3 separate regions of the Homo sapiens genome follow, and regions 1 and 2 are each linked to region 3. Evidence: chromatin contacts called from ENCODE Hi-C or POLR2A ChIA-PET data. All regions are on one chromosome and are shown on one strand. The core of a region is the stretch at or near the end of the contact, and the rest is flanking DNA. Distances in the headings are between cores, read along the strand shown. Region 1 has its middle 320 kb from the start of TBX3. Region 2 overlaps LOC124903081 (a long non-coding RNA gene). Region 3 overlaps LOC105370003 (a long non-coding RNA gene).

Region 1 (3,133 bases), core at 365-2,864, 750 kb after region 3:
TCAACTGTGGGTGTGTTTTGTCCTAATCCCCGAGACAAGGAACCCCAGAAAGGAAACTCCTGTTGCTCTGAGGTGGAGGTCAGGCCCTTCTGCCGCCCCTTCAGCTCTGACAGCCAATGCAAACACCACAGCCCTGCCCTGGACACCCTTCAGTCCTCTTGAGCAACCAGAAGCCAAGAAAAAGCAACAGAAGTCCATGCGAAAAGTGGAGAAGAAAAACCTCAGCCTTGAGTGGCAACCAAATCAAATAGCAGCGCCTCATCAGCCAGTTCACAGACTTGAGGGCAAAGGGGTTTCATTTTTTCTTTCTCCTCCCCCCTTCGGCTTTCTTCTCCTCCTTCTTCTTTTTTTATACTTAAAAAGAAAAAAAAATACTCATTACAACCTAGGACCTTAAGAAGTAGGAAGGGAACTGGAAGTATTAGCAAGGCTGCTTGAGAGTTCCAGTCTTTGCCTTTGAATGGACAAAGACCATGAAGGCTACAATGTCTCATCTCTGGGCACATATGTTAAGAGTGTTTGGGGGGTCAGGTGCAGTGGTTCACGCCTATAATACCAGCACTTTGGGAGGCTGAGATGGAACACTTGAGACCGGGAGTTAAGAGACCAGCCCGGCCAACATGGTAAACCCCGTCTCTGCTAAAACTACAACAATTAGCTGGGTGTGGTGGCACATGCCTGTAAACTCACCTACTTGGGTGGTTGAGGCAGGAGAATCACTTGAACCTGGGAGGCAGAGGTTGCAGTGAGCTGAGAACGTGCCACTGCACTCCAGCCTGGGCAACAGAGTGAGACCCTGACTCAAAAAAAAAAGAGTGTTTGTAATGACATAAATCAATGTATGCTAACTTCAGGGAAAATGTTGAAGAAATTATAAAGATTTGGGGTTATATCTGGGAACTAGAAGAATCTCAGGTATCTAGACATTTCTCTATCTCCCTTTCTCTCCCTCTCCCCCCACCCTTTTTTTTTTTTTTTTTTTTTTTTGAGACGGAATCTCACTCTGTCACCTAGTCTGGAGTGCAGTGGCGCGATCTTGGCTCACTGCAACCTCCGCCTCCCAGGTTTAAGCGGGCATGCACCACCACACCTCACTAATTTTTGTATTTTTAGTAGAGACCAGGTTTTACCATGTTTACCAGGCTGGTCTTGAACTCCTGATCTGAGGTGATTCACCCACCTCAGCCTCCCAAAGTGCTGGGATTACAGACATTAGCAACAGGGTGCGGCCCATTTCTCTTTCCTGATTCAATCTTTCTCTCTCTCTCTCTCTTTCTCTCTCCCTCTCTCCCTCCCTCCCTCCCTCTCTCTTTCTCTCTCCCTCTTTTCTATTATTTTATTCTTCTTCCTCATGGCAGATTATCTTTTCCTTCTTCCTTATCTCATTGGCAAGCGAAAGATGGCTTCCTGTAGTAGTCACATGAGCATATTACTGTCCCTGCAACACAGAATCTTCATCTAAGCTTCAGTTCTGTCTTCTTGGGGAAGATATTTTTTATTTGTCCCCTGGGGCTAGATGCCATTTCTGGTCAAACAATTGTGGCCGGAAGAAATGAGTCACCTTGGACAAAGGCAGGTGCAGAGAAACCTCCCCTGCGAATTGTGGGAAGAAAAGCAAGGGCACCATTATCTGCTGACAGACACCCTGCAATTCTCTAGCACATTCCAGTCGCAGTGACTTCATGTTTCTTTCATCCTGGGAACTACTTTCATTCATTTATTTTATCTGTTAACTTCTTTATTCATCAAATATTTGTTGAATATCTGTCACCCTTTGGTCTTATTTATCTTTTTCCATTTACATAATGACTATTCATTTAATAAATATGCCTATCATGTGCCTGAGGTTATTATAATATACAAGATATGCTAGTAAGTAACCAGTTATATGTAACTTTCTTCTAGCAAAGCAATTCTAATCATTGCATCAAAAAAGAAATTTACTTTTATGAGCAGTTCTCAAACTACAAAGCAACTTTTGTACGCTCTCAATCCAAAATGACTTGGCCAGGGAAGAAGAAACACTTTTTCTGTTTAATCTGCCTCCTTACAAAACCCAACTGGAAGATTTCTGTGCTGTAAACTGACAGGGTCAGCAGGGTGGTGAGGGGAAGAGTCCGTCCTACTCTGGAGTTGAAGAATGTTAGATCAAGTCTATTCATCAGGCTAATGACAAAACCATTAGCCAACAAGAAGACAGACACATCTCTGCCAGACACATGAGACTTGCAGCAACTAATAAGCAGAATCCCCACGGAAATGAATTAGGGGTCAAAGTAGAATCATTTCATAGCCTGTTCTTGTGGGAGCGAAAAATGGGTGTGATGTGCTTGTCTCCTGGTTTTTTTAAATATTTCAAGGAACTGACCTGTAAAATGCCACTGGAATGACATATCTAGCAGATGTTCCTCAAACATGAATTATCTAGAACCCTGATGTATTTCTACCCTGACAGACCTGCCAATGCAGAAAGACAGATTGACACTTTTTTCTTCTGCAAACAAGAGGAGTGAAAAGACAGATCTTCCAGAATATTATGACTACCCTGGGGTCCCCAGGCGGCAATTCATCCAGCAAATGTTTGTGGGGCACCTACTGCATGCCAGGCACCTTTCGAGGCACATGCTGCTAGAACCAAGGAACTACAGAATTAGGACTTGGCCATTTATGTTTGGTTGCAGAGTCCATAAGTCCTCCCTACAATAAAACATCCAGAGGAAACTGACAGAGGAGCAAAATTCATCCCAAAACTGTGCACATTAAAGGGGGAAAAGAATTCCACAGAACGATGAGATTTTCAGCTGAGCTGTAGGAAAACAGACTTCCTCTCTTCCTCTCTAAAGAGCCTATTTTTTTTCCATAAACCTAAAGCCATGGCAAAGGGACAGCAAGACTCAGCCAGGATGGCAGCAGACTCATTGGTTGCTGCCCCTTTGAGGAACTTTTCTACTTTAACTCTTCCCTGCCTCTGCCGTTCAGCATCAAAATGTTATTCTCTTTTTCAGGACTCCCTAGACAAACAAGAGAGGCGTTGTGAGCTCCCCCAACTCTGGAGACCTTGAAGTAGGAGGAAACAAGCACCAGCAGGGCAAGGAAAAGGAAGAATAATAGCAGTCACTGTGGCTACCTGCAT
Region 2 (2,868 bases), core at 312-2,811, 600 kb after region 3:
AAGCCTCCGCGCCCAGCCTAGTTCTCCCTATCTTATGCCCCATACACCCTACTTCCTCTATCATGTTTGAATGATTGGATTAATGTCTGATTTCATTATTCTTTAAATTCATAAAGATAGGCTCTAAATATGCCTTTCTTTTGCTACATCTCCAGCATCTCATGTGGTGCCTGGCACATACAGGTATTGAAAATATATTTGTGAATGGACAAATAAAAGAGGGAATTTCTGGGTGTAGATTTCCTCTGTTGGAAAGTATTCTTAATTTTCCCAGGCCATCCCAATGGCAAGTGATATTTCCACATTGCAAAGCTGAGCGGCAGTGAGTTCTGAAACTTTCAGAGCTCACAAGATCCTCTGTGGCAGTCAGTCTAGGCTAGCTGTTTTTCAGATGAAGAAACTGAGTCCAGAGGTAAGGGGATGCATCCAACTGACCTAATGTGCAGACCTGGGACTGCAACTCAGAACTTTTAACTCCTAGAATCTTCCACAAGACAAAAGGAGTGGAATTCCCTCACTAAAATTGATAATTCCTTTAGTGTAGAATAATTGGGACTTGCCAGTTAGAGATGGAGGTGACTGAGGCAGTTATTTGCAACAAAGTAGCTTTCTCATTAGAGGTAAGTATTGGGGTATAGTAAGAAAAGAAAATTAAATAAAAACATGGGTTCAAGAAAACAAGGGCTCAATTCTTGTATTATCTCAGAATACCCACAATGTCTTCATTTCTAAGTGGGTGTGATGATGCTTTATTAAGGGAATTTTATATTTCACATGAAGCAATGCCTGTGTGGCATAGTAAAGAGTGTGAGAGGCTGGCTCTGTGGTGGCTTGTGCCTGTAATCCCAGTGCTTTGGGAGGCCAAGTTAGGAGGATTGCTTCAGGCCAGAAGTTAAAGACCAGCCTGAGCAACATAATGAGATTCTGTCTCTACAAAAAAAAAAAAAAAAATTTCCCAGGCATTGTGGTGCATGCCTGTACTCAGAAGGCTGGGGCAGGAGGATTGCTTGAGCCTAGGAGTCCAAGGCTGCAATGAGCTATGATTGTACCATCGCACTCCAGCCTGGATGACAGAGCAAGACCTTGTCTCTACATCTCAAAAAAAAAAAAAAAAAAAAAAAGGAAGGAATTTGGCTGGGCTTTGTCTCTGGTTTCTAAATGGGAAACCCTAAATCTTTGGAATTTCCTGAGCAATAGGAGTCTTTGTTACTCATGAGCCTCTCAGACCATACCTGAGTTTATGGTAAGAGATGAGGTGACTCAGGATGGGGGCTGGTCAACCAGAAACACTAATCACACAGTTAGACATTTGAGGCTTCGAGACAGCCTAACCACTGGGAGGGGTGGCTGATGAAGACCAGGTTTGACCATGTGGTCCATGATTCAATCCATCATTGCTATGCAATGTAACCCCAATAAAAAATCTAGACACCAAAACTAATGGAGCTTCCTGATGACCAAAAACACTGATGTGTCAAGAGGGTGATGTACTCCGATTCCGTGGGGAGAGGCACGGAAGCTTTGTGTTCGGGACCTTCCCAGACCTCAGCCTTATGTGTCTCTCCTTTTGGCTAGTCCTGATTTTGTATCCTTTGTAATAAAACTATAACTCTAGGTATAGTTATTTCCTGTATTCTCTGAGTCATTCTAGCAAATTATCCAGCCCCTTTCAAGAGTCATGCACTCTTGAATTTTCAGCCAGTTGGTCAGAAGTGTGAGTGGCCTGGACACCCTCAAGCTTGTGGCTAGCATCGGAAGTGAGTATAGTCTTACTGGGGAGTGTGTCCTTCACTTGTGGACTTGGTGCTAACACCAGCTGGTGGTTAGCATCAGAATTCAGTGTAGAATAGCAGAGTGTGAGATGTTTATGGTAGACTGTGGCCACACTGGTTTTGTCTTTATCACAGTTTCCTTATTTCCCTTCCTGTGATGGTCTCAGAGCCCACCTTCTCTGCTGGCAACCCACTTCATGTGACTTGACTGGGATCAACAATCCCTTCACACCTCCATCACACTAGTGGACACTTAACTGAAAGCAAATTGTTCAGACTTTCCCAGGACTTTTCTATAGGAAAGATGGTGGCTTTCAGCTGGAGAATGTGAACTGTGGTTCTCCACTGGCCACCATGCCTGTCATGTGGATGGAGTGTGCCTGAGAGTTGAAGAGAAAGGCAGCCTAGTCAATCCATGAGTCTTAGATCAAATAACACTTCAGAGGAGTATTATTCAGTTACATGAGACAATAAGTCACCATTATCTTTTTGTTGTTGTTGTTGTTGATAAAAGTAATTTGAATTGGGTTCAAAAGTAAGCTTACCATCAATGGTTCACTGGATAAAGCAAATGTGGTACATGTACACCATGGAATACTATGCAGCCATAATAAAGAATGAAATCATGTCTTTTGCAGCAACATAGATGGAGCTGGAGGCCATAATCCTAAGCGAATTAATGTAGGCACAGAAAGGCAAATACTTCCTGTTCTCTCTTATAAGACGAAGTTAAATATCAAATACACATGGACACAAAGAAGGAAACAATAGGCATCAGGGCTTACTTGAGAATGGAGGGTGAGGATTGAAAAACTTCCTATCAGATACTCTGCTCATTACCTGGGTGACAAGATTATCTGTACACCAAACCCCTGTAACACACAGTTTACCCATATAACAAACCTGCACATATAACCCTTGAGCCTAAAATAAAAGTAGGAAAGAAAAAAATAAAGTTTAAAAGTAGGCTTAAAATCCCCAAATTTTCCTTTTAATTTGTAGCACACAACAACCCACACTGCTCCCTTCAATGAATAATGTAAATGGCTACAGATTCTTCTACCTTTATGGAGAGAAGTGAGTTCTCATACCTCTA
Region 3 (2,928 bases), core at 120-2,619:
AAGATCTGGAATTTGTAGATGCCTCTGAAAGTCTGAGCAAAGTACAAACAAAAGAAACTATTAGAATCCCAAAGACTTGTTCAGTGTAGAAAGCTTATACACATCCGACTAGTGAATGTGTCTTCTTCAGGGTGGGTGCTTTTGAGGATAACAGATCAAAACATGCACGTGTATATATGCAATGTGTATTACTTTTCATATATTTGTCAAAATTTACGTAGATGGCCATCTAGGAAAACTCCTACATGGTGCAGTTGGAAAGAGAGTATTTGATTTTTGCATGTTATCGACATACTTCCTGAGAATATTACAAATAAAAACATGTCATCCGTTCTTCTAAAGAAAGACATCTTTCTTCTCTCTATTGATTTTGGCAAATTTACTGTCTAATTTGAAACCTGAAGTAATAGAGGCAAAATAAACCCTAAAGAAGGACATCTAACTATGGGATTTTCCATTTTCTCTCTAAGAGATGGCACAGTTATTTAAAAAGGAGAACTCCCAGTGTTTCCTCTGGTTTTAAAGGACAACAAAAAATGTAATAGCCTGGAAAAAAGAAATGAGTCCATTTGATCTTAAGTAGAAATGCTTATTTTCATGGGAAACGCCTATCAACCTGATCTTGAAATATACCTGAATGAGCTGAATTCTTGCTCCTTTGGCAGCGCACTCATTCATTTCAGTTTCTTCTATTTTATTTTATTTTATTTTTTGCCTTTGTTCTGTTATGGTCTCGTAAGCTCTCAGAGGATCATAAATCTTTTTGCAAACTGTGATATGCTGATTTGGAGATCCAGATTAAAAGTGTGCAAAATTGGAGTTTCAAAGAGTTGCTATTATTATTATCTATTAACATAACACTGTAATAGTAATAACAAAAACATCAATAATAAAAGCAATTATAAAAGAGTCAGTCTTTCCCAGATTTTTCATTTTGCCTTTAAATAAAAAAAAAAGTGAAAAGAAGGCTTTGTTTCTAAATGCCTATTCCCAATAATGGAATAATGAGATATTAATATAGTAAAAAATTCATGCATTCCTATGCCTGAAGCTATACCATTAGATTCTTTTGGCAGCCTTGAAATGGGGTGGTGTGGGCATTTAGTGGTGTGGGCTAAGCAGGAAGATGTCTTATAAAAATAGTCAGCAGATGGCACTCCAGCCTCTGCTTACTAGTTTTGGACCTGATTTGGTTGCTGTGCTGTTCTTGGACGTTCAGACTAGGTTAGGGACAGGCACTTTGGGCCTGCTTTTGGATAGTTGAAGATACTGTCAAGAAATATAGAGAAGGAAGAAGGTAATCAAGTCAAGGAGCTGTATTTGGTGGTTGCTGGGCTGGCCGGCTCTTAAGAACCTTTTGCTAAAGCTAGAAAGGAACCATTTATCTTGGTATGGGTGTATTTTGCCCTGCCACACTGGGCGGGAAAAAAACTATTACGTCCTCAGATTATTCAGATTCTTTCAGGGATTCAGGAAAGAAATGAATTCTTTGGTTAGTGGTATAATTACAACACCTTCACATGCCCCGTGGTAATGGAAGACATTAAAAAAGTTTTCCTCAAACCTTTTCCCAAAAATTTCTGCTGAATATAAATCATCACAATAGGAATGCCGGTGGTAGTGGGAGAAAAGGGAGATGATCATGTGTGGTTGTGTGTTTGTGCAGTTGTGTGCATGTGCAGGGCATTGTTAGACATGACATTGTTAGAAATGGGAAGGCAATTGACAGAAGAATATGATGTTGAATGATGAGGATAATGGTTGAAAGCAAAAGTGACATATATTATGAAGGTAGAGTCAAATTATCTGAACTAAAACTGGGGATGCATGAACCAAAATTTTTTCTTGACCACTTCTCAGTGTGAGAGGCAAGGATGGGAATTAGTTCAGAGGCCAAAAGACTTTAAGTTCTGGGACAATGGATGATTATAGAAACACTGCTACAAAGCATCTAAAGTGGGAAGAGTCCTCAAAATCGGGGGGTGTGGGGTGATGGTATTTGGCCACCAAAGTTTGGGGAGAAAAGGGAAAAAGAAGTTTTCATTTTCACAGAGGATTCGAGGTCTTCAAAACACAGCTTCCAAGTGCAGTGAAAACCTCAATGTACTGGAACCTGGCCAATCAGAGCCAAAAAGGCAAATAACCAGGAAACAAGTGGCTATCAGGAATGTATTAACAACAGAAATAACAAAACTTTTTATGATACATCCTGGAGTCTAAGTGAACCAGTTCTTTATCTCTTTTGCATTTTCTGCAGCTCTAATTTTATATAAGACAGAAAAATCTATTTTTGTTTATTCAACATACTATTTTAGAATTACAAAATCTTAGTTAGAAAAGCTGGCGGTAGAATCCAAGCCCTTACTCAAGAAATGAATTCATCCCAGTACAGAAATAATAATTGTGGATCATAGGTCCTTTGTTGGAACCAGAAACTGTGCTTGGTGTTCTACATTTGTCATCTCATTTCATCTTCATCAAAATTCATGAGAGAGGTCTGTTCTCCCACTTTATAGGTGAGGAAACAGTCTCAGAGAGGTTAGGTCATTTGCCCAAGATCACATAGCCTGAAAGATAAAGCTAGAGTTTAAACACCTGGCAGAGTGAGCCTCAAACTAGGACATTTAAGCATGGTTTTCAAGTATACATTCTGAGGCAAGAAAGGGCTCTCTGTTAATGAAGAAAATCCATTGAACCAAAAGTCCCCTTGACCTTTCCTGGAGCAATGTCCCAGGGGAGAGAGATATTTGAGGTATTGAGAAATGGGAAGTGAAAACTTACTGTCCTAAGGAGATGCCATTTGGGTGGAGGCTGAGAGAAGCCAACAATTCTTTTTCTTTTAAGACAGTCTCACTTTGTCACCCAGGCTGGAGTGCAGTGGCGTGATCTCAGGTCATTGCAACCTCTGCCTCCTAGGTTCAAGCAATT

What was found. A loop is a pair of places that touch in the nucleus more often than their neighbours do. ChIA-PET counts read pairs that join two places held with the same protein, here RNA polymerase II (POLR2A). Pooled maps may share reads with other maps.
Region 1: a loop to region 3 is called in a map of mammary epithelial cell, with 6 times the contacts of the local background. The contact joins two enhancer-like sites. A Hi-C loop is called at or near these places in 3 of 168 maps with a recorded cell type or tissue (PC-3, mammary epithelial cell and prostate gland) and 2 of 50 pooled maps.
Region 2: a loop to region 3 is called in a map of mammary epithelial cell, with 4 times the contacts of the local background. The contact joins two enhancer-like sites. A Hi-C loop is called at or near these places in 5 of 168 maps with a recorded cell type or tissue (IMR-90, PC-3, head of caudate nucleus and 2 more) and 7 of 50 pooled maps. POLR2A ChIA-PET finds 5 or more read pairs at or near these places in 2 of 52 experiments (BJ and WTC11).

The regions. Positions count from the first base shown.
Region 1 is chr12:114,998,677-115,001,809 of GRCh38, reverse strand. No RefSeq gene overlaps it. Among named protein-coding and RNA genes, the nearest start is that of TBX3, 320 kb to the right of the region's middle. Within about 2 kb of position 1,614, at least 3 of the 41 ENCODE cell types and tissues checked have a DNase peak (open chromatin) inside an H3K27ac peak, as active enhancers do.
Region 2 is chr12:115,154,609-115,157,476 of GRCh38, reverse strand. The region is part of intron 1 of LOC124903081 (a long non-coding RNA gene); the gene reads right to left. Among named protein-coding and RNA genes, the nearest start is that of TBX3, 470 kb to the right of the region's middle. Within about 2 kb of position 1,561, at least 4 of the 41 ENCODE cell types and tissues checked have a DNase peak (open chromatin) inside an H3K27ac peak, as active enhancers do.
Region 3 is chr12:115,751,541-115,754,468 of GRCh38, reverse strand. The region is part of intron 1 of LOC105370003 (a long non-coding RNA gene); the gene reads left to right. Among named protein-coding and RNA genes, the nearest start is that of LINC02463, 130 kb to the left of the region's middle. Within about 2 kb of position 1,369, at least 2 of the 41 ENCODE cell types and tissues checked have a DNase peak (open chromatin) inside an H3K27ac peak, as active enhancers do.